Regions from separate parts of the Homo sapiens genome. Here region 2 is linked to region 1. A link is a loop called in an ENCODE intact Hi-C map of the cell type or tissue named here. Cell type or tissue: dorsolateral prefrontal cortex. All regions are shown on one strand. Each heading gives the region's core, and the rest is flanking DNA. Links, peaks and the distances in the headings are about the cores only. Region 1 holds the start of TMEM108 (transmembrane protein 108). Region 2 overlaps NPHP3-AS1 (NPHP3 antisense RNA 1).

Region 1 (15,075 bases), core at 1-8,000:
AGGTGGGGTGGACCTAATGCAGTGATCCAGGTACCCACGCTGACAAAAGTCCTGCCATGTTTAAAACATAATTTCCAAGGTTGCCCTATGGGTCCTCTCCATTCCAGTCAGCTAAGAATGGAAAACAGTATGAAGAAGCTTGCATGAGCATTCTCTGTGCTTTTTTTCCTAGAAGTGGATCACAATACTTTTCCACTTCCATCACATTCTGTTGGTTGGCTAAAACTCAATTACACAGTCACACTTAACCTTATGGGCTGCAGGGCAGTGACCAGACTCCATTGTACAAAAGTGACTTCAGCCCAATCATGAAGAAAGACAGCATTAAGTTTAGAGTAGAGGGTTCTGAGTGAGACACTAGCACAGTAACCTTGACTTAGTTACTTAACTACTCTGAGTCTCAGTTTCCTCAACTGTAAAATACTGTTCCTCTCTCATAGGGCCAATGTAAGACTCAAAAGGACCAGGTGCGGTGGCTCACGCCTGTAATCCCAGCACTTTGGGAGGTTGAGGTGGGCGGATCACAAGATCAGGCGATCAAGACCAGCCTGGCTAACATGGTGAAACCCCGTCTCTATTAAAAAATACAAAAAATTAGCCGGGCATGGTGGCGGGTGCCTGTAGTCCCAGCTACTCGGGAGGCTGAGGCAGGAGAATGGCGTGAACCCAGAAGGCGGAGCTTGCAGTGAGCTGAGATCACGCCACTGCACTCCAGCCTGGGCAACAGAATGAGACTCCGTCTCAAAAAAAAAAGAAAAAAAAAAAAAGCAGCACTTCAGAATTTTTTTAAGAGACAGGGTCTCACTATGTACTGTGTGATCACAGCTCACTGCAGCCTAAAACTCCTCAGCTCAAGTGATCCTCGCACCTCAGCCTCCTGGGTAGTTAGGGCTACAGAAATGTGCCACCAGGCCCAGCTAATTTTTTCTTAAATGTATATAGTGATGGAGTCTCACTATGTTATCCAGGGTGGTCTCAGACTCCTGGCCTCAAGCAATTCTCCTGCCTCAGCCTCTCAAAGCACCAGCTTCTTCTCAAAGGCACGAGCCACCAACTTCTTGGACTTTAAGGTGCATGTGCATCCTCAAGGCATCTTGATAAAAATGCAGGTTCGGGTTTGTTAGGTCATGGGTGAAGCCAGAGATTCTGCATTTCTAACCAGCTCCCACATAATACTGATGCTGTTGTCCTTTGGCATTTTGAGTAGAAAATAGATACAGGATTAGAGAACATTTTTGAAAACCATAAAATGATTTGCAGATATAAAGAATTATTATCCTGGCACTAATTGATTATAAATAAATTCCCAATTAGGCAGCATTTTTTAGGATATGTTTAGTCTGGGTACCAGGTACAATTTCTTAGAGTCACAGGATTTTGGAACAGGAAACAAAGTAGTCACGACTCTCCTACTCTCTCCCCTTATTTTCCAAACAAGGAAACAAGCTCAGAGAAATCAATCATGCCCCCAAAATCTCAAAATAACTCAGCAATATACTGAGATTAGAATGCAGAAAATTGACATTACATAACATAATTAGGTTATTACATAAACCCAAATATAACCTTCTAAAGAAGAAAAGGTAATTTCTATTCTTCTACTAAAGCAATAATAAATATTACTTTGGCCAAAAAGATACATAGCCAAAAAGATGCCAGCAGGTGAATTCACCAACATGGGTCACCATGGCACCAAAAGTAGGCAAGGTGTCACAGGACACAAAGCAAGAGATTTTCAAGCAAATGTTCTTCAAAATTCAAAAATTTTGCATGTTTTAAACAAGGATTTTTATTTCCAATACATACAAACTCCCAGTCACTCTTATTTGGAAACAATTAGGAAAAGTGAGAATTTGGGATTACAAATAGAAAAGGAAAATAATTAGCCAAGGAGGAGCAGCAATTTCTGTGGTAAACCCTGGGTACAAATAAAGGAACCTAAGGATTTTTTTTTAATTCCTAGCATGTAAATTATTTTGCCTCTCTGGGATCATGGTGAGTCCTAGGAGCCTAGAGTTGAACATGAGGTGTACTACCTCAGAAGTCAAAAACTCCAAGTCATGAATTAGAAGGGAACTGAACATCTGGAAATCAAGTCAGATTGGGGGAGAAGGGAGCCTCTTAGTATGCATGTCATCGCCAATAAAGCAACATGAATTTGAAAGTGTTTTGGTAAAATTAGGAAAGAGTACTTATTGAGGAAGGAATGATAAATGGAAATCAATACTCGCATATACATTATTAATTTAAGATGGGTAAAATGCTATTAGCATCATTTAGTGAGCAATTTTTTAAAAGGTAAAAATGTTCCTACAAACTTCAATAAGTTTACCCCATATCTTACCCCTAACACTCTTCCACCCTAATGTCTTTTAGCTCCTCAGACAAGAACTCAGAATTCTTACCCTATTTTGTGTGTGTGTGCCACAGACCTCTTTTGTAGTCTCTTGAAGCCTAAGGACCTCCTTCTCAGAATTATGTGTGAAATGTATAAGATCAAATACATAAGATTACAAATGAAGTGAATTATATGAAAGATTCTCCTATCCAGAGAGATGTTGGGGAGTCCATGGACCCAACTTAAGAACATCTGATTGAGGAATGATTCTTCTAGGATGATGAAAGTTTTTTCTTACAGGAAACAGCATATGCAGAAAAGTTTTTAAAGCCTAAAGATGCGCAGTGAAAAATCCTGCTCACAATCAATCAGTGAAGAAAAGAATGAGCTGCAAAGAGAAGCCTGACCTTGAACTTCTGCCAAAACTCAAAGCTATTCATGCTGTTGCTTTAAAGCCCTACATTAAGGAATTACTCAGAAAATTTTCTTGGCCCCAGCCCTGTAGACACAGCATATTCTGTGGCCTGATGGCAGATGAAATAAAGCAGCATTGGAGAAGGGAAAACTATATTGAGTCCTGAGCTTGCATCCTAGTCCTCTAACTAGTTCTCTGCCACTAACTAGCTCTGTTACCTTGGTCAAGAAACTCAACTCTGAACTGAGCTGTCTATAAATTGAGAAGGTTAAGTTAAATCATCTTCAAGAGTTTCTTCCTACTCTGAACTGTTAGGATCCTAAGGTAATGCACAACCACTTTTCTGGGAGGAAACATTAGCAAGACTTCTTTTTGCCCTAAGCTCACAGTATGAAAATATTTTATAAATAATTTTTAGTCTTCAGAAATAACTTATGAGAATCACCTAACCATATAACTTTAGACTTGGAAGAGATTTTAAGAGACATCCACCATCTCATCAATCTCAGGTGATAAAAGTAAGGTTCAGAAAGGTGAATAGATTTATTTTTAGTCACATAATAAGATGGCATTAATGGACTGTTGGCCTACCACTACCTAGCACAAGCAGGATTTTAGTATTTAGCATTGGTAGTAAAGACAAGCTCATCAGTTCACTTGAGAGACAGAAAGAAACCTCAAATAACCTAAGCCATAGGATGGGAACTACACAAAGCAGCAGGTGACTGGGGTAATTGCACCTAGAGGTAGCATCCTATACCTCAGGCAGAGTCAAAGCCGGGGCCCTCATTATACACTATAACCTTCCCATCTCAAAGAACAGTAAATAACAGCTAGAGAACAAAGAATAGTTATTTCAAAATAGGTGGATGGATGAATTAACCCTGACTAATAACATCATTAAAACCAAAGCACAAGTTTGGGGCTGCTAATATAATATTGAAAGGTCCACATTAACTAAGAAGATCTAAAAACACATTAGGAATTTTCAAGTTTTAGAAGAAACGAATTAAGAATTGTTTTGACCTATCTTCTGTGGACAGCCCTGAAATATAGTGACTACTTTATCAGCATTATTTTTACTAATACTCTCACTGCTGTCTTCAGAGCATGTACTTACCAGCTACTGTTCAGGTTTAAAAGTCACATGTATATTTCCATAGTCCCATCCATGTGTGTAGACTAGCTTCACATGCAAATAATTAGAAACGATTAAGTTGTTGGAAAGTTGGATCAAATCATGATTATTATGTTTAATTAACCAATACATATGCCGGGTGCGTTTAAAGCCTATGCTATGATGCTTGTCAGTTTACTCTCTGCCTTCTCCCTTCAGAAACGCACATGTACAGTCAATGTAATCACAGCCATTCCTCAATCCCCATGACACACGTTATTCCTACCTTATGTAAACAGTTATGGCTTTCAGAACTATTTTCTTTGAGATTTCGTTTGAGGGCTGACATAGCCTTTCAAAATCTTCTGACTAGAGGCTACACACTGCTGGTTTGCCAGCTCCATAGTTCAGCTCCTCCAGGAATTCCCAGGGGCAGCAGTGCCATCTACTGGTAAGGAGGGTACAACTTGTTTTCTGGGAGCCCTGGGGGGTGACATGAGCCAAGTGAAGGAACGGCAGCCTAGATTTAGGTCTCTGTGAGCCCTTCTTTTCTCAAGCACATTACAAGCATAACTGATGCTTACAACCTGAGACGTGTAACTACCACAGGAGCTTTCATCTTGTGAATGGCAGGTCCTCTGGAAGCCACATAAAGCCAGCCAGGCTAGCCAATGAGGCAGCTCTGCCTTGAAATGCCTCCTCAAGGATCCAAAAGCAGCCAGCAGAGCCCCACTGAATTAAACATTTCCTGGCTCTCCTCTTTCCCCAATGCTTCCCTATCAGATGATCTCACCCAGTGCCCCCACCTGTGGCTCTGTTATCCAGCTGTATCTTACAGCATGTGTCCTAAGGAAGGTACTCAGATCCCTCTCAATATGAAGGCTCTTATACTTACACAATGTGACACAGATCCTCCTCAGAGGACACTACTGCTTAGGCATGCAGGTCGGACTCTAATCTCTCTCATTCACTCTCTATGTTCCCCGTCCCTGACCCAGGGGACAGAAACGACAGAAAGGAAATGATTTTGTTGCTGCTTTGAAAGCAACACTAGTGGGCTTTTATTGAATCAGAGAATAAAACCTTGTCCTATAGGTCACTGAAGTACGTTGCTAGATGGACTAAGCTTGTTAATCTTTTTGTTGTCCCTTGCATAACCTAATCAGTGTTTCCCAACCTTTTCAAAATCCCTGCCTCCCTTCCGCAGGCCAAACAAACAATGCATACCCTTTGCGGTTTATGGAACAAAGATTAATTTCTCTCCTCTGAAAATAAAAGTGTATACTATGCCACCTACCTCACCCTCAGCATTCTTTTCTCCCCTCTACTCCATGCCACTTAAAAAAAAAAATTTTCTGGCCGGCATGGTGGCTCATGCCTGTAATCCCAGCACTTTGGGAGGCTGAGGCAGGTGGATCACGAGGTCAGGAGTTCAAGACCAGCCTGGCCAATCTGGTGAAACCCCGTCTTTACTAAAAAATACAAAAATTAGCCGGGCATGGTGCCTCACACCTGTAATCCCAGCTACTCGGGAGGCTGAGGCAGGAGAATCGTTTGAATCCAGGAGACGGAGGTTACAGTGAGCCGAGATCGCACCACTGCACTCCAGCCTGGGTGACAGACGGAGACTCCGTCTCAAAAAAAAAAAAAAACAAACAAACAAACAAAAAAAACTGTGATAAAGTTTTTAAATTATTCCCACTAATTTGGTTTGTGTGAAGTCTATCAGGTGACAACCTATATTTCACTTTACTAGGGTCATTTGTGATATTCTAAATGAGCTTTGCAGCAACTTGTTCTTTTACTTTCATTCATCTCAGAAAACCGACAAAATTTGATTTCCGGTGGCTGATAAACCTGAATTTGATACCCCTAACAAATTTAGGTGTTCCCTCTTAAAAAAATATATTTATCTTGCCTAGTAAACTGAATTCTTGGCAAGTGTAGGCATTTCACAGGCATGGGGTGTGTTTTAGAGGTTTGAAATCAGGTCATTTCCTAAAGAAACATGTTGTTGTACAGGGAATGTAAGAGCTATAAAGGGCTTTGAAGGTATCAGGATGTCTCCAAGGGACAAGGTAGAGAGACCCTTATCCATCTCATACCAGAAAGAGTTCTGAATAAATTACGTGGAAAGTCCAGAACACAGTAATATCTTCATAATGAGTTAGTTGAACCATTTCTTACAGAGTAGATTACCAGGTGTATCCAACAAATCAAGAAGTTAACCCGTGGAAAATTGAAGGGACTTTTTATGTTTGCCTATGAGCTGTCTGGGGAAATGGAGGAGAGGCAGGGAATACTTTCCATAGCTTGACCTGCTCTTAAGTTCCTGGACATACCTTCCCCTTTTTAAAGTATGATTTAAAGGCAACAATCCATCTCCCCCGGACTCCCATACAAACCTCTTTTGGCAGCCAAATGGTCTTCATCGAGCACACACTTTTCAAAGAATTAAGGACGTGTGAGTAGGTTTAGTTTAGACCCTGCCTTCCCTCTCCCCACAACCCAGTAACATGCTGAAAATAAGTAATAACCTTCCTGGGTACCCCCAGAAAAACCTGTTTGCAGAAACTACAACCTTTCCTCCGAAAAAAACCCCTATCTTCTTAAGGAAGAATCTCAGTGTGGTGGTCTGCAGTTCACTGCAGGCATTTCCCTCCTCACCATTTACCAGTCATCAGTTACGCTGCATCTGAAATTGGTTTTTGTAGACTTTCATTTAGACCGGCTCCACCGGTGCCCAACTGCTTAAAAAAAAAAATAGCCCCTGAACCAATCTCTGGATTCCTCCAGCAGGCTCAAAGCGTTCAATTTCGCTGCAACTCTGGGGTGAAAACCGCCAGGTCCAGCCGGCAGAGCAACCTCCCGGGCAGCACGGAGGCTCCGTCCCCGGCGAGGCCGCCGGCACCTAGGCAGGAGGGCTCTTCGCACAGCTGCGCTAGGAATTCGGCTCCGCTCGCGGCCGCAGGATTAGTTCGAGTCCCTCGGGCTGGCCAAAGTGACACTACATTTCTTCTTCTTCGTTTCCCCATGTGACAGGTCCCCCTGCATTAAAGCCACCTCCTCCTCGGCCCCAGCCCAGGTCCAGCGCTCCTGACGCCCGCGCCCCATCACCCGCACCCTCCACCTGGGGAGGGGGTTCATGCCAGCAACCCTCCAGGCGGGAAACAAAGGCGGAGGCAGGGCTGCCAGGTGGGCAACTCCCCTCGGGCAGACCCGTCACGCAGTGGGGAGGATGGGAAGGTGCCTGAGAGGATAGGAAAAGGGAAACCAAGGCAACCGGGGCTGCATCCTCCCTGAAGCTGGGCTCCCGGGGCAAGCTGACCCCACACCTCCCCGAGCCCCGCCCAGCCCAGCCTAACCCGCTTGCCGGGACCCAGCATGGGAAGGACTGGGGGGACGCCCCGGAGCGCCGCTTACCTCGGGAGAAGCGCTCCGGCTCCCTCCGACGGCTCAGGAGAAAGCCCCACCGCTCGCGCACGCGCTCTCGCGCACTCGCGCCTTCGCCCCTCGGGCCCCCGCGCGCGCCCCTCCGACCAGGCTCTGGCCCGCCCCGGCCTTGTCCGTCAGCGTCCGCGACAGCCAATCCGGTCGCACGGAAGGCTCAGCGCCGGTCACGTGGTGAGACCAGCCAATCACCAAATTGCCCTCGGCAGCGCCCGCTCCGATGTCTCTGGGGGTTCGGTTGCTACCTAGCAGAGCGGGTGCGAGGCGGGCACAAAGGGTCTCTGTTTTCGGGGGCTAAGTGGCACTCAGTTGATCAATTACCAGATCAATTGACTTCTCAAATTCTAATATAAATAAGAATCACTTGACTCTCTTGTTAAAATGCGGATTCTGATCCAGAAGGTCTGGGGTGGAGACCTGAGATCCTGCATTTCTAATAAGCTCCCAGGTGGCGATGACGAAGCTCTTGGTCGGAGGATCACGCTTTGAATTGCACCTGTCCGAAAGTAATGGCTGTAGCCCCAGCTCCACGTAATTTGAAACTTGCACGACCTTTCTTGTCCTTCTTCCACTGATGAGAAGCGTTCCTGTGGCTACATGGGGTGTCCCGGTGATGCTTACAGTTTGGGCACCAGCTGAGGGAAGGTGTGTTTAATCCCCACATTACCCACCCTTGGTCTATGGAGCAGCAATCATGCCAACTTGGTGACTGGAGTGTGGAACCAGAAGTGGAGACGGAATGGCCATGGAAGAGAACACTGTGTCTACGTTAATCCTAAAGGGTTGGGCGTGTGTGTCTGAGTGGCGCGGTGCCAGACACTTGGCCAGAGAAGTGGTATAAGTGGTCCCTGCTTCTCAAAACGTAACAATTTGTTGTAGAACTATACAGGCTAGTTCAGAAAGAAGCATGTGGAGAAAACATCCGGGAAGCTAACAGTCACAGCACAAATTCAGGCATAAGCTAAAGAGGTTGTAAAATAATATGCCTTGAGGGTCTTAAAAACTGTCCAAATATTCTTCTGTCAGTAATTCCAGAGTCTAGAAGTTAGGACTCCCACTGGCCCTGTCATTTCTCAAATTTGACCTAAGGACTCAGTGTTTTCGGACTGGCCAGCTAGAACCTTTGTCGTTCAGCGTAGCCAAGCTCTTATTACCCAGTAGTGTACCGCCGTGGTTCAAGATTCTTAAGTGCTGAATTCTCCAAAACCTTCATCTCTCATCTCTTGAAACCAGGTGGTATAACCCTGCTTCAGCATTTCTCTCTCACTATCAAGGTGATCAAACTGTCGCTTAGAGAAAACTTCACCTTTGTCAGTGTGTCCTGAACTTCTCTGGCTTCTCATCCCCAGAAGTGAAGCCCACCTAGCAATCTCAGACATTGTTCATCACATTGTCCCTATCAGAGATGGCATCGCACAAAATTCAGAGTTTCTGGGAACATGTTAAACCTGTCACAGCAATGGTTCTGGCTACAGCAGGAGTAAAGAAATGTCTAAGCAAGAAAAATGTTTTGAAAGCCTCAAAAAAAGTTTGTTTGCTGTCATTAAACCAGTGGTTCTCAAGCCTAGCTGGATGGTAAGTATTTATGGAAGTAGGTTGTGGGGCCCTGTGCCTGGAGATTCTGATTGGGATGAGAAGTGGGGCTTGGGCAGCTATAGGTTTAAAAAGTTCTACTGGCAATTTGATATCCATCCATGCTTGAGAACACCTGCATAAGCTGCTAGATCGATAGACGCATTTTTTAACAGGGAAAACTAAACTCTGCAACACAAATCACTAATGACATACACACTCTGAAAACAGAAGAAAGTTTCCACATAATTTTTGAGAACTGATTTTTAAAGGCCAAAAATAATTCATAGGTAATAAATACTCCAAAGACTAGTCAATGGAATAAATTGAAAAGCTAGGTTCACAACTAGGTTTAATTTCAATTGATTAACTAAATATTTCTAAAAGAACGTATTGCCTTTTGTTAACCATGCCAAACTGATAAACTCTCTGGTAATAGCTTTACTTGTTTTATGCCCTTCTTAACTAAAACAGATTTCCATTTGAGCATTTATTTTTTATTTTTTAAGTTCCGGGGTACATGTGCAGGATGTGCAGGTTTGTTACAAAGGTAAACGTGTGCCATAGTGGTTTGCTGCACCTAGCAACCCATCACCTAGGTGAGTCTATTTCAAAGATTCCAAGGGTTCCCAATTCTCTTTACTGGCGTTTTACCAAATTCTGTTACTTTTTAAAAGTGATTAGTGCCTGCACCTTGGAAAACTATTGTACAACTTTTTTATGGTGTGATATTCAATGTAGTGGAATATGACCTACTTAGATTTTAACTAAATTAGTGAGATCCCTCAGAACATTCTACCAACACCAGCCATCCTACTCAAAAGTGACTTTATTTGTGACACCAGAAATATGGAAGCCCAATGTGTGAGCCTGCAAACTAGCTTCCCTCCTTCTGTGACACTTTTAAAAATATATTTCACAGCATTCAAATGGGGGAGAAATTTTTCTCACCTTGTAAACTTGCTTTATCTATTGAGTAAAACAAGGACAGTTTTCACTGCTACTTAACTGAGTAATGTAAATTTTTAACTAGGAAAAAAGCATTTATTTTTCTCTTTGTGGGTGTCATTATTACAGAAAGAAGCAACAAGAAACAAAGACTCTTGCTTGAGGATGTGAATTTGAAAAAAAAAATCCAGGCTGTCGTTCATCCTCTGTTTTTCAGTCTACTTGCCTCATACATATAACCTGGTTTTCCTGTCTTGGGAAATGGATATATTAGTAACTTGATATGAGTTAGCTCAAACCAGGTTTCCTACCCCTTAGTCCAGAAATTGCCCAGCAAGAGATTTAGGTATATTTGAAAAGAAAGAAAAAGATAAGATATAAGCCATCCACCATTTTGCCAAGTCCCAGAAATCCACCCATTGTTGTATTATTATTAGAACCCCCATAGACTGCTTTATAATTGCTAATTACCTTTTTATCTCTCTGACAATAAATAGCTTCTCTAAACTTAATTGATTTCATTCATGAAGACCGATAGATTACCCAAGGTTCTAGTCTCCATCTGTCATACAAATCCTGGCAGGATAACATTTTGTGTCTATGTATCTGTGTTTTAATAACTGATACTTTTATCCCTTTACTGTGACTGTGTACAGATTTAACCCAACCACAAGGCATTTTTGTAGAAAACTTGGTTTTCTTTATATTCTCTATAACGAATGTTAAGAATATTAATATTCGCTTTTATATTTTCACAAAACAATTTAGACTTAAAATATGTGTAGATAATATATACCTCTCTGTACCTCCCCCAACTTAAGAAATCAAGCATTATACATACAGTTGAAGACCTCATGTGCCCCTCCCAACAAGCTGATTTTTTTTAAATGGAGATTTCAAAATTTGCAAGCTTATTCACCAAGGAGAGATAATGGTTTATGGAAGGAACACCTATCTCATGCATGTAATAGGCAATACAAGTGTAAATGGGCAAAAGTCTTACTGAATAAAATGTTTGGACATTCCAAACTGATATAAGAAAAAGCTAAGAAAGCTGGAAATCACCTGTGGTTCAAAACCTGTGTCTTAACAATTACAAACTGGACGTGGGAAGCAGGTAAGCTTCAGAAAACAACAGTTTGGAGCAGAGATGAGGTAAGGATTCAGGTTTCATTCTTTCAATCAACACACTACATGAGCCTTGTCTTTTAGCTCATTTTAAGAGAGGTAAGCTACCACAATTCAAAATAAAAACTTTTATGTTACAAGCGAGGCGCATAACACTGTAAGATCGCGTAGAGATGGAGTACCAATTCTGACTGATGAAATCAGGGAAAGCTTTCTGCAAGAAATTATACGTGAACTGAATTCCGGAGTTGTAGGAGTTAACCAGGTGTTGTGGACTGTTTCTCCCCAAAATTCATATGTTGAAACCTCCCATCCCCAGTGGATGATGTTGGGAGGTGGGGCCTTTGGGAGGTAATTAGGATTAGATGAGGTTGTAACGGTAGAGCCCTCATGAATAGGATTAATGCCCTTTTTAAAGTCTCCAGAGACTTGCTTCTGCTCTCTGCCATGTGAGGATACAATAAGAAGTCAGCAGACTGTCATCCAGAAGAAGTCCCTCACCAGCACTTGTCCATGCTGGTACCCTGATCTCCAGCCTCTTGACCTGTGAAAATAAATTTCTGTTGTTTATAAACCATCCAGCTTATGGCACTTTGCTATAGCAGCCCGAATGGACTAAGATGCCAGCAAAGGGCAAAAGAAAGGGTGTTCTGGGCCTAGGGAACAGCCCACATGAAAGCATAAGAGCATAGAGCATTGGGAAAGAGAAAGTAGTGTTATTTAACTGGGTTTAACAGGAGAAGGGGAAAAAATGATGATTGAAAGGTGGGGCAAAGACCAGAATTGAAAAATTGCAAATGCATGATATGCCATTCCTCCCTCCTCCTGTACATATGGCAGATAATCAATCATAGTATTCAACTCTGTTATAGTGATTATGAGTAAAATCTAGGGCTACATGGTATGGGTTGAAATCCCAGCTCCTCCAGCTGTGTAAACCCAGACAATTTGGCCCCTGGAAGATACTGGATAAACGATTCACAAAGTTATCTCACCTGTAAAATGGAAATAATGGCAATACAAGTAGAGTGGTCCCTCCTCATCTTCAGGGAGTAGGTTCTACAAACCCCAGTGGATGCCTGAAACCCCAGATAGTACCAAATCCTATATATGTATATGACTTTTTTTTCCTACACATACACACCTGTGATAAAGTTTAATTTGTATATTAGGTACAGCAAAAGATTAACAACAATAATAAGATAGAACAATTGTAACAATACACAGAAATAAGAAGTTATGTGAATGTGGTCTTTTTCTCCAAATGTCTCATTGTGCTATACCTAGGGTAACTGAAACCAAGGAAAGCAAAAACGCAGTTAAAGGGGGACTATTATACTTGTGTCTTTTAGTTGTTTTCATTTGTTTATTTTTGAGGCAGAGTCTTACTCTGTTGCCCAGGCTGGAGTACAGTGGTGCTATCTCGGCTCATTGCAACCTCCTTCTCTGGGTTCAGGAGATTCTCCTGCCTCAGCCTCCCGAGTAGCTTGTATTACATGTGCGCGCCACCATGCGCAGCTAATTTTTATAATTTTTTAGTAGAGATGGGGTTTTGCCATGTTGGCCAGGCTGGTCTTGAACTCCTGGCCTCAAACAGTCCACCCACTTTGGCCTCCCGAAGTGTTGGGATTATAGGCATGAGCCACTACACTGTCTTATAGTTGTTAATGAGCTAATTAAATAATACAAAGTGCTAAAGAAGTATTTGCATGTAGGCAATGCTAAATAAATGATAGGTATTATTAATATTATTCTCCTAAACCTGAATGTAGCTTCATACTCATCAACACATTGTTATTGGCATCCCTCTTCAACCAATCAGAATGGGCACCCAGGGAGAACCTCCTTGCCATCATGGTTCCTGACATGACTCTGACTTAGAGCTCATCGTAATGCCCCTCATGTGTGACAATTCTTATTCACATTTAAGCAAGTTCTTATGATAAAAGGTTTCTCTCAGTCCAAAACAAGTCATAAAAAACTAGCGGCTCACATACCTAAGTATTTTCTTGGAAACTTAGAGATTATTTTTACTGATTTTCTTATGTATAATTTTTAAATAAAACACATCATACTCTAAGTAGTTTGGACTTTTTGTTCCTTAAATGCATTACTTCTCACTTGCTCAGATTCACGGTTACATACCATTTCATGGCTATGCCTCCTGAATTTCTGAACTCTATTCTCATCAGCTTGCAATTCTTATGCAGAGGATCTTAGCATTTCTACAAAGATGTAATTATCATGACTAATTGCTGGGCCTGGGATGTCTTTCATGCATGCATTCATTCCCGTTCAGAAACGCTTCTAGTATTCTCTATGGTGAGTATGAGCCAGACTAGGTGCTGAGGCTACAGGATCAAGCAGATAGGCATGGTTTTCACCTAGGAAAAGTTTAATATCCTCTGCCTATCCTTTAAGCACCACCCTTCAGGCTGAGAAGCTCTGTGAGCTCTCTGGTGGCCCACTGATGCCCCACCAAGATCTCCCTGGGTCCCTTTTAACGACTCTGTGCACCCATTTCTGAGCCTCTGCTCCCTTGGCTGAGTTCTTCAGAGAACTACCTGGCACCACTTCACCTGTATGAAGAACCAAACATGCCTAAGAGAGTATACCACCATTAGCAATGATTAACAGGTGTACATGCAAAAACCCAGCTTCTTTCCTTCAAAGTGTGACAATCTCTAAGGTGTCATTTATACTACAGAGCTCCCTGCATGGCCAGGCTGTCTCTTGCTTGATATCCCATCCCTACTTGACTCTTATGAGTCCTCCTGGATGTTATTTCTTTATAAATCACCTATTCTTGAATACTTGGCTCAGGGTCTACTCCTGGGAAAACTCAGCTTATGGTCACCCCTTTGCTTATTATTAAGATGTAGCATTTATCACATTGTATTTTCTTAGTCTAAGTTATGTTGTATACTCTATATTGTAAGATGCATGAGGACAGAGACCATGATTCATTCAACTTTGAAACTCCCCAAGCTATGACCCATAGCTGGAGCCCAGTCAATCTGTTTAATTAGCTTGAGTTGAAATGTCTCTGGTATGTTTTCCACACAATTTCTACCCCTCACTATTCACTTCTCTGATCTTATCCCCACTTCTCTGCCCCATGATAACACAGCTCTGGCCACCTTGGCCTTCTTAACTACTTCTCAGATATACCAAACTCACTCTTGTATCTGGCTGTAATACTTTGTCCTTCACCACCACCACCTTGCAGCTGTTGCTTCTTCAGGACCCTCCCTCACTTGCTAAATTTAGGTCTCTGCTCTGAGGATTCCTTGTCAGAGAGGCTTTCCCTGGTCAAATGATCCAAAGTAGCATTCCCTCCCACAACTGTTACTCTCTAACTCAAGCCTTTCTCAACTTAGGGTTCCTTGAGAAAATTAAGCCCTGTAGAAAATGGTTTCAAAGAGTGCTTTCTTTAGTCTCCCAAAGTACACAGTTGGTATCATTCTATTTGCATAGGAGAGAAGTTAATTCATTCTATACAAAGTGTGCCTTAGGGCATTAGAGTTTAATTCTCTGGTAGAACTGGTGGAAAAGGGCTGCTCTAAATTATTATCCTACTTTTTTCTTCTTACCTCTCATCAACATCTGATGAATTATTTCTTTGTTGTCTCCCTACCCTGCTCTCTTTACAATATAAGCATATGAACTTCTATTCTTATCCCTGCTTATTCCCAGGGTCTAGAACTGGTACACAGCCAGCACTCAAAAAGTATCTGTTGAATGAACTTCACAGGATCCATTTGTGTTATAACTTTTAATAACGTTTTTATGTTAAAACAATTCAAGTTACAACTTCTCCATGCAGAAAAAATGTATATTATAGATTACCCAAGAGGAATGATGACAGAAAATTCTAAATGGAATTGGGAAAGCAAAAAAAAAAAAATTTGTCCAGATAATAATAATGAAAGGCTTTAATTATCCAAACACAGAGCAGCCAACTGTTCAGTCAGAAGGAGAGGTGCGAGAGACAATGGGAATAGATGTCAATAAACTGAGAACTGCTTTCTAAATCCCACAAGGAAAGGAATGGAGGGAACTTTCATCCTAAACAGGATCAGAAATGGACCCAAGAGATTGTGTTGG
Region 2 (14,960 bases), core at 6,961-14,960, 310 kb after region 1:
TGCAGGGATGTGAATGAAGCTGGAAACCATCATTCTCAGCAAACTATGACAAGGACAGAAAATCAAACACAGCATGTTCTCACTCATAGGTGGGAACTGAACAATGAGAACACTTGGACACAGGGCGGGGAACATCACACACCCAGGCCTGTCTGTGGGTGGGGGGCTGGAGGAGGGATAGCATTAGGAGAAATATCTAATGTAAATGATGAGTTGATGGGTGCAACAGACCAACATGGCACATGTATACCTATGTAACAAACCTGCACGTTGTGCACATGTACCCTAGAACTTAAAGTATAATTAAAAAAAAAAAAAGAAACAGAAACAGAAAAAGAAAATGGCCCCAAATGGAAGCAGAGGAAAGCAGCACGGAATGAAGAGCAGCAGAAACGGTGAAAGGACATCAATATGAACAAATGCTCACTATATAAAAACAGTTATGTTTGATAAAACTTAAAATAGAGAAAGAAGATACTTGACAACAAAAGCATAAAAATTGAAAATGGGGTAAATGAAGTTTCAGTTTTTAAATTCTTGCATTATCCATGAAATACTAAAAGTTCTAAATAATGATAAACTGAATAACCAAGGATATATGTGGAAATGTTTAGAATAACTACTAGAAGATTAATACATAAATATGTAACAAGCTAATATGGACAAATGAAATAACATTTAAAAATACTTGATTAATCCAAATAAAGGCAAGATATATATATGTATACTATTATGTAAAGGTAATATACATAATAAACATATATATTTACACATACATATATTTATTATCTATATATTTATACACAAAGTATATATTCATATGCAATATATATTTATATTTCTTTTAATATAAAATATATATTTATATGCTATATATATATATTCCTTTTAAATGGAAGTAAAACTTCAGCATCTGTTGGATATAGGCCTTTGGTTTGTTTTGAAAAAAAATGAGGAAAAAATTAAAACTTAAGTCACAAGAATTTATAATAAATATTGTCAATATATATGTGGCCTATGTAACTATTATATTTAAATCCACAAAGTTGCAGAAGAAAAATTACCCAGGATAGAAACTTTGTAGTAGAGCTCAATAATATATGGAAATTATTTCTAAGGAAAGAAACATAATTTCAAAAACACAGCTAGTTCTGGGGAAGCCAATTTACTTTAAGAAGCTGAAACATTCAGGATAATTTAATGCAGAGGGAGAATGACAAAAATCACCTTTTTTAGGTGATGATGGGAAGTGCGAAGTTTTATTTCTTCAGGTGAAGAAGGCTGTTATTTACTCAAAGGATGTTTGTTCCTAACCCAGGGAAATAGTATTTGATAGATGTGGTTTTATCTTCTGAGACTTCACTGTAGCAATGTTCTGTGAAACCATACTAGAATTAAGAATTTTTATACCTTTGGTAACTGACTCTCCCGATGTAGAGTTGAAAGGGGATGTTTTTACTTAACTATATCATAACAAATCTTTTTATTTATTTGTATGTACACACCCCACCCACACCCAACCCCTCACCACACACACATTGGCATTAGTGAAAGTAACTGACTTATCACAGATGTTCCAAATACTGAAGTTTCAAGATAATAGAAGTTTCTCTGATGAAGGGTCACCAACATCTTTTTTAAGACAACATATTAGCTACTTAGCAGAGAAGTTTTTATAAATTATTATACACTTGCCAATATACTTACATCAACTACAAACCACATAATATATATTTTACTGACAATTAAGGACCATTATTATGAACATTGATCGTTATACTAGCCTATAATGTTCTCAGGGACTGCAGAACTGCTAAAGGTGCTAAACTACTTCTTTTTTAAAGAAAATTATCCTATCTAATTTTTGTGGTTTTCCAGCTTCCTTTCTCGACTTCAGGCCACAGCTGTAGTTTTCACTACTGCCAATGTTTCCACTTTGTCCAGTCTTTTCTAATCTATTATAAATTTGAAAGCCAAGGTCCAACACAATAGAGCATAGGATCTTCATGGATCCTCTCCTGTGAGTTAGATGAATGCTGGACATGGAAAGTGTTTAGAATTTTACCAAAATTACTTTTCTCTTTTTCCACTTATGGGTTTGGGGTGGTATTTTACATAGCTAAGGTTTTCCTATAAGAGAACTACATGGAAGTGAAAAACATATGTTTGTCGATTTTTATTAATAATGCATATAATGTCAGACTCTACTTCCATCTGAACTTTAACCCGTTAACTCTCAGGAAATTGGTTCTACTTAGCTCCTGGATGCAAGGGGGTGGAATGGGATGAGAAGTGAGGGAGAAAGGAGCTAGCACTCACTGAGCCACTGTTGGGGATCCTGCTAGGTAGAGCCACCACTGTGTTACCTCATTTAATTCTTAAAGCCAGTCTATGAGGCACACATTACCAACTTCATTTTATAGTTAAGAGGGAAAGAAACTAACAGACAAAAGCAAGGCTCAGAGGAGTAAAGGAATTTATCAAAAGTCACCCTGCTAGAAAATAGCAGAACTGGGATTCAAACCTTGCTTTGTCTCACTGCCTCCTTTATTCCCTTCCACTATGTAAAAGCTTTGGAAAATCTCAGGGATTAACTAGAAAAGTCCAACGCTAGGGAATGTACTATGGTGAAAACATAGCTCCAATATTCTGGGCAATATTACTGTGGTTCTAAAACTGCACAGAGGGAAAAGATGACATAATAATCTAAAATCTTCTTAAAAAATTGAACAATTTTAAGCAATAAAGGTACATATAGGAGAAAATGCAAGAATAGATTTTAAATGAATCTGAAGTTTCTTTTTGGTGGTATTTTTAAACTTTCCTAAAGAGAAATTGTGGATAACCACCAAGGATCAAAATTAACTTGCATAAGGTATACGTGAGGCAAGGGCAGTGAACTTGAATCTCTAGGAACTCCTTCTAGTGACTCAGGGAATCAAGTAAATTTGCATTAACTGGCTTGGTGGAGTTGGTAAGAGACTATTGCTAAGTCACAAATGGGACTTATAAATTGCCTGATTTGGAGACTAAATGGTGTAAGGGAAAAGGCTGTGGCTACCCTTCCCTAGGAAAGAGTAGAAGACAGGCTTTCACTGGGTATAATTTGAGTTGTAAATGAATGTCCAGTGGAAGAAGTGTATTTGAAAAATGGCAATGTAAAAAATGGACAGAGGTGATAAGTTCAAAGGTGAAAAGATGGATTCAAATGTCACTTGTGTAGACAGGAGCTGAGCTCACAGCTGAGACTAGAGCCACTCAAAACCCAAATACACTGGAAGAAAAGCAGAGGACATAGTTTTGAGGAGACTCCTGATATGGTTTGGATTTGTGTCCCTGCCCAAATCTCATGTTGAAATGTAATCCCGATGGATGCGAGGCCTTGTGGGAGGTGATTGGACCATCAGGGCGGTTTCTAATGGTGTAGCACCATCCCCCTAGAGCTGTTGTCATGATAGAGTTTTCACAAGATCTAGCTGTCTGGTTGTTTAAAAGTGTGTAGTACCTCCCCGCTCTCTCTCTTCCTTCTGCTCTGGCCATGTAAGATGTGCCTGCTTCTCCTTCCCCTTCTGAGGAGTTTCCTGAGGCCTGCCTAGCCATGCTTCCTGCACAGCCTGTGAAACTGTGAGCCAATTAAACCTCTTTTCTTTATAAGTCTCTGGTATTTATTTATAGCAGTGCAAGAACAGACTAATACAGTGGAGAAAACATTAGTTATAGATAATGAAAAGTGATTAAGCAAACTATTCCCTATGTGCTATATCCTATCATTTTGTGCTAACAGTTAATGCTTCATTAAAACTTAAATCATATATGCTGGTTATACTTTCCCCACCATGAATAACAACCCTTCCTTCCATTTTCAGGGCAGCATTTCTTTTTGTGGGTCTTCTTTTGTTTTGGTTCAATTTAGTTTGTGAGTCTGTTATCATCTAATAAACTGATGTGTGGGAGGCAACACAGATGCTGGTAAAATCAATTGAAGAATATGTACATAAATGAAATGATATCTCATGTTTATGGATTAGAAGACTAATATTGATAAAATGTCCATACTACCCAAAGTAATCTACAGATGCAATGTAATCCCTATCAAAATGCCAATGATACTTCTCACAGAAACAGAAAAAATACTCTAAAATATATATGGAACCACAAAATAACCCAAATAGCTAAAACAATCTTGAGTAAAACAAACAAAGCTAAAGGCATGACCCTGATTTCAAAATCTACTACAAAGCTATAGTAGTCAAAACAGCATAGTAGTAGCATAAAAGCAGACATATAAACCAATAGAACAGAAATGAGAGCCCAGAAAAAACTTCATACATTTATGATAAATTAATTTTTGACAAAAGTGCCAAGTGCACACAATAGGGAAAGGACAGTTTAGTTGATAGTGTTGGGAAAACTGGATACCCACCTGCAGAAAGAATGAATGGGACCTTATTTTATGGGACCCATATAAAAAAAATCAACCCAAAGTGAATTAAAGACTTAAACATAAGACCTAAAACTATAAAACTGCTAGAAGAAAGCATAGGGGGAAATGCTATGACATTGGTTTGGGCAATAATTTTTGGATATGAACCCAAATGCACAGGCAACAAATGCAGAGCAGACAAATGGAATTATATCAAATTAAAAATCTTCTGCATGACAAAACAATAAAAACGAAAACAAAACAAAACAACAGAGTGAAGAGACAACCGATGAAATGGGAGAAACATTTGCAAACTGTACATCTGATAAGGGCTTAATATCCAACATATAAGGAATTCAAACAACTCAATAGCAAGAAAACAAATAACCTGATTTTAAAATGAGCAAGGGGGAAAAAAACTAACAAAAGCAAGGCTCAAACGGGTAAAAGAACTTACCAAAAGTCACACTGAATAGGCATATCTCAGAAAGACATACAAATAGCCAACAGTATATTTTTAAAATGCTCAACATCACTAATCATTAGGGAAATGCAAATTATATAATTTGCATAATAATAAAACCATAGTGAGATATCACATGTCAACCAAAACTGAGGCTGTTGAGGCAAAAATAATTTGACAAATTATTTCTGCATTCCAAGTATTGCATTGGAAGCTAGATGTGAGGACTGGACTAGGAAGACATACCAAAAAATTGGGGAGGGTTCTAGAGTCTATTACAAGTTGGAAGGTTTTATAGGAAAATTTAGGAGAAGGGAGGGGGACTCCCCATAGTTTTTAATTGGAGATTATAAAACAGAGGTTGCAATCTAGATACAGATTGCAATGTACAGGCTGAAATGTCTATATGCAAGACAATCAGTAATACTTTATGATTTAGAAATAAAATCAGTGTCCTTTTCAGTGTCAGTAAGCTATGCCTTAATCAATACATTAACAATTTGAGGAACTCATGATAAGATTCATCACTAAGGGACAGGTTGTCAGCATGAATCACAAGACCTTCCCAAGGTGGGTTAATTTGGAAGCCTGTTTACTTTTAAAGTGAACTGTCAAATGTGACCTGTAGGTTATTTCCCTTTTTGATCAAAAATCTTCCCATGGAAACATTGATACTCAATCTCTGCTTAAGTTAGAGTGACAGACATTCTTTATTTCTCAGCACTGGGAAGGCCCATTCCTAGGAAGTCATGTCCCTCAGCAAGAGGAAATAACTTTGTTATCACAGGCAGGCAAAATTACTAGCAACATCAGGCAGGTCATGAGACAGGCTACATGTTAGTTTCCTGAATAAAGAATCATCTCCAGTCACTGGGAGACATTAGCTGTTGATCTCAAGGAATCTAATATTCAGTCCAAATTGTAGGCAAATAGTAATAAAAATAAATCAAAAACAATGGGCAAGTCTAGAATCAAAAAGCAGGTATACTATAATTTTCTTCTGAAACATAATTACTCTCTCTCCAGTCCTCCTTTTTTACCAAAGACAAATAATGAGACCAATTTTGTTCGCAATATAAGTTTTTGTCTTATCATAATTGGCCTAATTATTTGCGTAAAGTACAACAAAAATAGTGATCAGCCATATAGGCTCTTTTAAGTTGACTTTGCTGGAACGTTTTCATAAGGGCTTTTAGATTAGACTTTTAACAACTCCTTCAGGCTAGGGAGCCAAGCCAAGGATTCACCATCAGACTGTGCCTATAATACCTGTATGAAATGGGTGAATTTCTCTCTTCTTGAGGTGCCCAAAATATCTGGAGGTTCCTGGGCCTGTCAGAAAGTGACATTCTTTAATTACTGCAAGGTCAGGAACTCCGTAAAGAAACTATGTAGACAAGGTACCAGGCCAGTCTTTTCCAAGTCTATTGGCTTTACAAAGTCAATTTCAATCCCTCAAAGCAGTCTTGTCATATTTGAAAATATGACATTATAGTCAAAGCCTTGGTAAAATAACCAATGTTTCCAATGTGACTTAATACAAAAGAAAACAGAATTGAATCAAACTTATGCAAATAAATATATTGCCATAAAATAAGAACACTTAGGAATAGTTTCCAAACTCTCTGGAGAATTTAGGTAGAGAGAAAAAGGTAAATCTTTCAATTTTGCTCACAAAAGTATACTTTAACCAATTGCTGTAAGATATAAATAGCTCAAATGAAAAAAAAATTCTTGACTGGAAAACAAGTATGGAAAGAATCAGCAATGTTTCAAACAGTCATAAAAATCATTTTAGTCCTCTATCAGTTTAGTTTCATGTAATTCTTGTTTTGCTTTGTGTTGGGTTTGCTGTCTTCATGAATCCATCAGTTTATTAGTAGAGTTATGGAAGTTTTTACCTAATACATTGATCTTAACATTATCAGAAATCTGTGTTCAAGAGTAGTTGTTAGAGTCTTTTCCATGAAAAGCAATTTTGGACTATAGCTCATTGTAAATGCTTTTAGTAAAGAATTCAAAATAATAACTGTGGATAACAAAAACTTAAAATAGTCATGTTTAAAATCTAGTGGAAGACAAAGAAATTTAGTTGTTTCTATTATATGTGGCATTTTAAAACAAAAAACAGAATCATGACTGACAGCATCACATCATGATTTCCAGACTTTTATAAATTTCATGTAATCTCTACAATATTCCTATTAATAATACATCCATACAAATATAACTTTGGAAAAGATTTAATATAGTCAAAATTATGACTCATAACATTAGATTTTTATAAATTTATATAATTCTGGGGATATTTATATCAATAACATGCCCATAAATATAACTGAAAGAAGATCTAGTACCATTTATCATTTGACAATGTTTCTCATACAATTTACCAAATAAGCCTAATAATTTAATATCTCTACAAGACATATTCTTTGAGGTTCTCCAGAGGTCTAACTAGAAAACCCTAAAGTTAATTTTAGGGGAAACAGCCTACTTTAGGAGTTGATTTGGGGGAAGTTTGTCAAAGATGTCAAAAGTTCCAAGCATTTGATGAAAACAGAATCGCCAGTCACTGTTAATTAATACTTATTCATTTAACCAGAGTGGTAATCAAAAGACTTCAAAAGCAATAAAGAAAGTTACATGGATGTAAAACCCTTAATCCTTTTAAAGAAACCAAAACCAAGTAAGGACAACACAGAAATTATCTTGATAAAAGGAAGTTTCAAAAAGAAATGGATTTTAGAATTTTAAAATAAAAATCTTTTGCAATTTTATTAAAAGAAAATGAATACTTTACAAAAACCTTGTTATAATACAGGGGACCACATTTTTTTAGTTTTGTTCTAGCATATTTTCAATGTCAAAGCTTAATCTTTAGAAAACTTAGAAATAATTTCTTTAGAATTATAGCCAACTTAATCACACACAAAATTGTTTTCATAAATTCTCTTTTCACGAACCTTATCATGACATAGGCAGACCATTGAAAACACGCTTGGACTTTCTGCTTTGTCCTGTATTTCCTCTTTCTTAAATAACCAGTCATTTTACATTAGGACAAAACTTTATCATATGAGATTCTTTCTCATACAAAATTATTCTCTTTTCTTTTTAACCTTCCTTACCAAAAATGCATCTTCATATCCATAACCTTCTTCATATTTTTCTCTCCTAGTTACTTGTTCCTTTTTAATCTTGTTTCTTTCTCCTTCCTAAGTCCATATTTTGAAACAACCTTTAAGTAACCTACAAATTAGACAAAATTATTTTTTCTTTCTCAATAAAGAACACATTTTTATAATAATTTTTATAATAAAGAACACTTCTTATAATTTTTTCTTATCAAAAACACATCTTATTTTTGGCACATTCTATATATAAAATTATATATAAATATTAATTAGAACTTTTAACTCTCAGTAACCTTACATTTTAGTGACAACCTCGACAACAAGAATCTTTGCTTGTCACATATCAGTGTCTTATAAATGAAAACCATTTTATAATCTTTAGAAACATGTTTTCTTATAATATGTTTACCTTAATTGGAAATGACCCAGACATTTAATAGTATCTATTATTTAATTTAACATAGCTTTAAGATTTCAAATTACATGAAAAGTTCCTCTAGAGGTGTATCTCATTGACAGTTATCTAATTTATTTATTTTTAACAGCTTACCTAGAATATTTATGAAAACTGAAATATTAGACAAAGCTAGTCAACATTTCAAGTTATTTTACTGCTAACCACGTTTATAGTCTGTGAATATCAGATATTCACTTAAGTAAGAAGCTTAAAGTTAAATTTATGGATATTTTGCCAAAAACTCAGAAGATGGTTGTTCTTATTAAACTAGTCTTACATGCTAAAAGATCTATTCAAGTGATATGAATTTACAAAGTATTTTGGCTTACTAATTGATGAGTGCTTATTTATTTATAAACCAATTTGGTACCATGTAAACAATATACAAATACAGACATGTGTACATGTACATATAAAAATACAAACAGATGCAAATAAAGATTTTATAGCTTTGCTTTTAAAATTTTATTCATGAGTCAGGTAAAACTCACCAGCTTAAAAGAACAGTTGAATTAAATTGTGCCTCTGTAAATACAACAAGTTAATCTGTCTTCCATGGCTGAAGATCTTACCGAGTACAGTAAATTTACATCTCAAGGCACAGAGACATAATTTAAGTTTTCTAAAAGGCCAGTGAAGTTTTATATCTGCAAGGGACTGTGAGGTCTAGCAGCACATTTAAAGAGTATTATCTGATATTTGGTAAAAGGTTTAATCAGGTTTACTTCCACTTTAATGGAGGTGGCTGTATGTATTTTACTAATGTATATGGAAGACCACAAATGGTTTGGCAAAGCTAGCAATAAACCATAAAATGTGTTGATCATTAGTACCACTTTAGAAAAAACTTGTTGGATCTGTATTTTTAGAATCTCAGTAGTTTCATTCTCATTCTGCAGTTGTTCCATTTGCTCCTTCTGTTTTAAATTTAAATACATTTTAACTCCCTTGAAAGAAGTAAATGAGTCCATTGTGAAATTCCAAAAATCTCTGCCTAAGAGATGTATGGGAGCCCAAGGAACAAGCAGAAGGGAATGAGTTCATATAAGAGAGAAGATGAAAGAACAGGGGTAGACAAGGAGGAGCCATGGGGAAGAAAGGGAGAGAGCCTTCTAAGTATTTTTCAACTAATGTACAATGGTTTGAATGGTTTTAAATATCCTTTTGTTTACCTCTTGAATGGAGGCATTTTTTTTTTTCAAAGAATTTCTTTTAGAAGCTTCTAGGTGCTGTTGGAAGTAAGTCTCCCATTCAATCTGGCTCCAAAACCAACTTTTTCCATTTGTGTGCACAGATAAATTATTTTAGGCATTTTCAAAACATCCCCATTTTGGCCACTGCTGCTGATGACCATCCTGGGTTAGATGGGTCCACTTATCCAAGTACTTGCAAGTAAAACAACATGAAACCAGCTAGTGTCAACAGAGGTGGTATACCTTCAGTCTGGATGCATTTTCCTGGCTGCTTTGAGCAAGACAAGCTCTATAAGGGGTCAGGTGTGCTGACTATGAATCTTTCCTCTGGGGATTTCATACAATGGGCTGAAAAGAGTTCTTATGTGTCTTGGACTCCCAAGTCACCTCCAAAGAAGGGTCGGGATGCTCGGGGCAAGAGATGATCAGTCCTTCTAAAGCCTACAAGCTGAGCAAAAAGTGAACAGTTTGGCCAGAGGGAGTAAATGTCTCATCTTTGGAGCAAGAGTGCCCTCATGTGATTGAGAAGGAGAAAACTAAGGAAAGATTGTCTCACCTAGCCTCCAGGGAAACAATTCACTGAGCTCCTATTTTATTCTGCCCTAAAATTCCCAATAAAACCCTTCCCTTGAATTGGTAGCAGTAACTCTTGTGCTGAAAGAGTCATTGTACCTCCTGGCCAGGGAGGAAACTAGCTTCAATAAACCAGAACTTCAGCCAAGATGTGAGGGTTCCAGGAGGAACCCATCTGTAGCACCCAGCAGGAGCATTTAAATTTGGGAACACAATAGGTTCATTACTGGTACATGCATAATGGTCAAAAGCCACATTGGATGATCCAGGGAAGTTGCTCTGGAATCCTGCTGATTATAACAGAATGTTGACTGAAATTAAGGTTCTTAAGGCAGAAATAATTTGATAAAGTTACTTTGGAAGCCAAATGTGAGGATCAACCCAGGAAGACACACCAACAAAATTGGGAGGGTTCCAGAGTCCGTTACAAGTTAGAAGGCTTTTGTAGGAAAATTTAGGAGAAGGGAGGGGGACTACTCATAGGAGTTGTCCTTTTTCATTGGCGAGTACAATATAAAAGTTACAATAATTGGATACAGATTGCAACATATAGGCTAAAATGTCTATGTACAAGACAACCAGTAAAACTTTGTAATTTGAAAACAAATCAGCATCCTTTTCAGTGTCAGTAGGGTATGTCTTTATTAGTACATTAACAATTAGAGGAACTCATAAGGTTCATTACTGAGGGACAGGATGTCACCATGAATTATAAGACCTTCCCAAGGTGGGTTAATTTGGAAGCCTGTTTACTTTTAAACTGTCAAATGTTACAGTCAAATGTTAAACTGTCAAATGTTGTAGCTTATCACACCTTACACCTGTTAGACTGGTTATTATAAAAAAAAAAAAAAGATGAAAGATAAGTGTTGGCAAGGATGTGGAGAAAAGGAAACCTTTGCACACTGTTTGTAGGAATTAGTACAACCATTATGGAAACAATACGGAGGTTCCTCAAAAAACTAAAAACTTAACTACCATTGGATGATCCAGCCATCCCACCAAGGGGTATATACCTAAAAGAAATGAAATCAGTGTGTTGAAGAGATATCTACACTTCCATGTTCATTGCAAAATTATTCGCAATGGCCAAGATATAGAATCAACTTAAGTGTCCATTAACAAATGCATGGATACAGAAAATTTAATATATATATATATCTCCAATGGGACAGTATTCAGCCTTTAAAGAAGAAAATCCTGCCATTTGCAACAACATAAATGAAACTGGAGGACATTACACTAAGTGAAATAAGCCAGACACAGAAAGACAAATGCCATATGATCTCACTTACATGTGGAATTTAAAAGAGGACTCACAGAAGCAGAGAGTAGAATGGTGGTGGTTACCAGAGGCTGGTGGTGAGGGGGGGCTGGAGGATGTTTGTCAAAGAATACAAAGTTTCAGTTAAACAGGAGGAGTAAGCTCAAGAGATCCATCATACAACGTGGTGACTACAGTTAATAACAATATATTGTGTACTTGAAAATTGCTAAGAGAAACTTTAAGCATTCTCACCATAGAAAGTATGTGAAGTAATACATATGTTAAATAGCTTGATTTAGCCATTCCACAAAATATACATGTATCAAAACATCATGTTGTATTCCAAAAATATATACAATTTTTATTTGTCATCTTAAAAAATAAAATAATTTTTATAAGGAAGTCTGGTGCTTTTTGCCTTTTGGCGTCAGAATGTAACAGACATATAACCATCAGAATATAACCATCTCCATCGACTGATTTGACTCGGGTTCAAAATGTAATAGCCAGAAAACAGTGAAGAAACACTATTTTTTAGGACAATGGTAGTCATATGTATTTAAGGATGCAGATATGCCAGTGATTTCTGTCACAGAGAGGCCCTAGTTTTGCTGGATATCAATCAAAACAGCCTTCAAAGAATGAAATATACATGTCAGGCTTGCCAAAAAAATGTTTAGGGTCTCCCTACTAAGTTACTTAGAAAAGAGAGTTTAAATGAAATAGTGCATTTTCTGGATCCCTGGGAAACAAAACATAATCAAAACTAGTTTATTCATTTGGATGTCTACAACTGCTATAAAGTGAACTACTATTATCTCCGTTTTCAGATGAGGAGACTAAAGTGCAAGAAGCCAAATAACTTGCACAACATTTTGCCAGAATCTAAGCTATGGCAACCATATAACAACTCGTTCCCTATCTCCTTTTCCTGGTCTCCTCCCTACTGGAACAACTGTCTCAGACCAGTGAAATGTGCACACTTTGACCTGTGGCCTTAAGTGTCTTCTTCACAGTGCCCAAGGATAGATGTGTTCCTGGATAATCTGAGTTAATATGTTGAAAGCGTATTTCCAAAGACTACATATTACAGTGGCATTTGAGTTGTTTAGTCTGCATTTAGCATAAACAGCATTCAGCTGTGTGCTAAGCTGAACCAATAGCCACCTTGTCTAACGCTGTTTCTTGAGGAAATATGCTTCAAATACTAAATATCAGATTTTTAAATTAATCGCTGGAATGCTGGAACACAACTTCTTTCTAAATTGGGGTTATAACTCACATATAAACTCCCCTTAATTATGATGAGAATTAATAAAATTTTGTAACTGTAAGTAAATCTTATCTAAAAGATAAAATCTTTTTTTTTTTTTTTTTTTTTTTTGAGACAGGGTCTCACTCTCACTGTACTCTCACTGGAGTACAGTGGCACGATCCTGGCTCACTGCAGCCTCCACCTCCCAGGCTTAAGCAACCCTCCCACCTCAGCCTCCCGAGTAGTTGGGACTACAGGTGTGCATCACCACGCCTGGCTATTTTTTTTATTTTTTGTAGACAGTGGGTTTCACCGTGTTCCCCAGTCTGGTCTCAAACTCCTGGCTCAAGCAATCCACCTGCCTTGGCCTCCCAAAATTCTGGGATTACAGGCATGAGCCAGCACGCCGGGCTGTTTTAAGCTCTTACAGTTACAATCAGCCACTTTTATTCATACATTACTTGTGAAGAGATTTTTTTTCCCCTTGCAACTACAAATGTCAGCTGACTCTTTTCTCTGTGGCTGATTTATGTCAGAAAAGGCACATCTCAAATGTATACAGTAGTGAAGACTTCATCTCTCCTTCATAGGAGCTAATTGAATATGGCGCCTCATCTTCATCCTGGCATGTGGGCATTGAGTGTAAGAAAAAATAATAGTCACTAATGACAACCTGAAGTGGGTGCTGGTTACTAGGTTTGGGATAGATGGCTCCATAGAAGAATTTAAGATTATATTCAACTTCACAGATGAACATGAGGCAGAGGCGGAGAGAGGTCGGAGAATAGCCTTGAATTTGAGAAACAAAGGGACATTTCTCAGCAAATAAGAAATAAATGGCTTCTTTCATCCTAGAGGCTGTTATGGAGAAATAGAACCCCTTTATTTGTTAAACAAATATCCCAAATGTGCAGTATGCTTTATACAGGACCACAGGTAAACATATTGGCTATGGTATTCTTAACAAAACCCATTGCAGCTCTTCTTAAAGCATGGCCTTCTATATATCCATATATTTGATTAGCCCAAGGGGAAACAGCCCAGGGAAACACTATCGTTAGAACACATACTTCATAAAAGAATGGATACCCCATATTTAAAATATTCTTACCCCATTTCCCTGTCCAGTGCATGTGGATGTGTTGCCTTTGTTTCACTCTTGCACCCACCTTGGCACTAAACTCCTCTTCTTCACCAATTCCTGAAAAAAAAAATAGGTCACAGCAAGTTTTTCAGAATTTGTAAACTTATTGAACATTTGGGACATTTTTTTAGGAGATACTACACAGCACTCCAGCATTTCTCTTATCGCTTTTCCTTCTCCTTTACTGTTTTCATCAATGTCTTCTCCTTCCTTGTTCAATTTAATTCAGTATGCCCCTCTGTCTGTTAGGACAGGCTGGGTTGTTCTCTGGCCAAAATAATCTGAACACTAGGGCCTTAATACAAACATTTACAGAGGAATGAGCCTTTCATTGATGTACTTTCAGAGTAGTTATAGAGATTATCTAAGCCTAAGCTTCACATTTATATCTTTTATACCATGGATAGTTATTCAGATACTAAAAACATTGTAACAAGGTGGACTTTACGGTTTCCTAAGAGGTAAAGTTAACTTTATTTTGTCCTAATGGTTCCTAAATTAGTATTTGCTTCTAAATCAAAAGATAACTTTAAAAAATTCAGATATGTGAGCTCTACTTAAAAACATTTGGATTCGGTGGACTTGATGTGGGGTCCATGGCTCTACATTTTTAACAAGCTCCCCAGGTAATTATCCAGGTTTGAGAACCACTCCTCCAGTTCAGGGGTCAGCAAACCTGTGAGCTAAATTCAACCAGTCACCAGTTTTTTAAAATAAAGTTTTACTGGAATGCAGACACGCCATTTGTTTGTGTATGGTGTGGGGCTGCTTTTGTGCTATAATGGTAGAATTGAGTAATGTGACAGAGACTAAAGACTGAAATATTTACTATTTGGTCCTTTATAGAAAAAGCTTGCTGATCCTACTCTTGTCTGTTTCATAATAATTTCCAGAGTCATGTTATTACTTGTGATGGGAACTAAGTAAGGCAGTGTAGATGACTGTTAATGAAGGCAACACCCAGACTGTCGTCTTCACAAGGTGATCCTTTTTAATACATACAGCCAAATTATTTTTTTCCTGAGTTACACTGACCCCTAATGGTAGA

The links. Hi-C counts contacts between places; a loop is a spot of excess contacts. Peaks named below come from ENCODE experiments on the same cell type or tissue, not always from the same donor. Only the 100,000 strongest peaks of a DNase experiment are listed, where the experiment ranks them.
Region 2: it touches region 1 in a loop (7-fold over the local background); 64 of 110 quality-filtered maps call a loop at or near these places.

What each region holds. Positions count from the first base shown.
Region 1 is chr3:133,030,654-133,045,728 of GRCh38, reverse strand. It overlaps TMEM108 (transmembrane protein 108), which reads right to left and starts at 7,338. Exons shown (of 6, transcript NM_023943.4): 1 at 7,294-7,338. RefSeq lists enhancers at 4,170-4,464, 7,350-7,644. In dorsolateral prefrontal cortex, for the core only: CTCF peaks have their summits at 4,129, 4,328 (motif pointing left) and 7,488; DNase peaks (open chromatin) are centred at 4,318, 6,948 and 7,468; H3K4me3 peaks cover 4,715 bases; H3K27ac peaks cover 3,208 bases.
Region 2 is chr3:132,726,502-132,741,461 of GRCh38, reverse strand. NPHP3-AS1 (NPHP3 antisense RNA 1) reads right to left here. Exons shown (of 11, transcript NR_002811.2): 2 at 13,880-13,969; 3 at 8,018-8,138. Among named protein-coding and RNA genes, the nearest start is that of NPHP3-ACAD11, 12 kb to the right of the region's middle. In dorsolateral prefrontal cortex, for the core only: CTCF peaks have their summits at 10,184, 14,754 and 14,953 (motif pointing left); no DNase peak of the experiment used is centred there.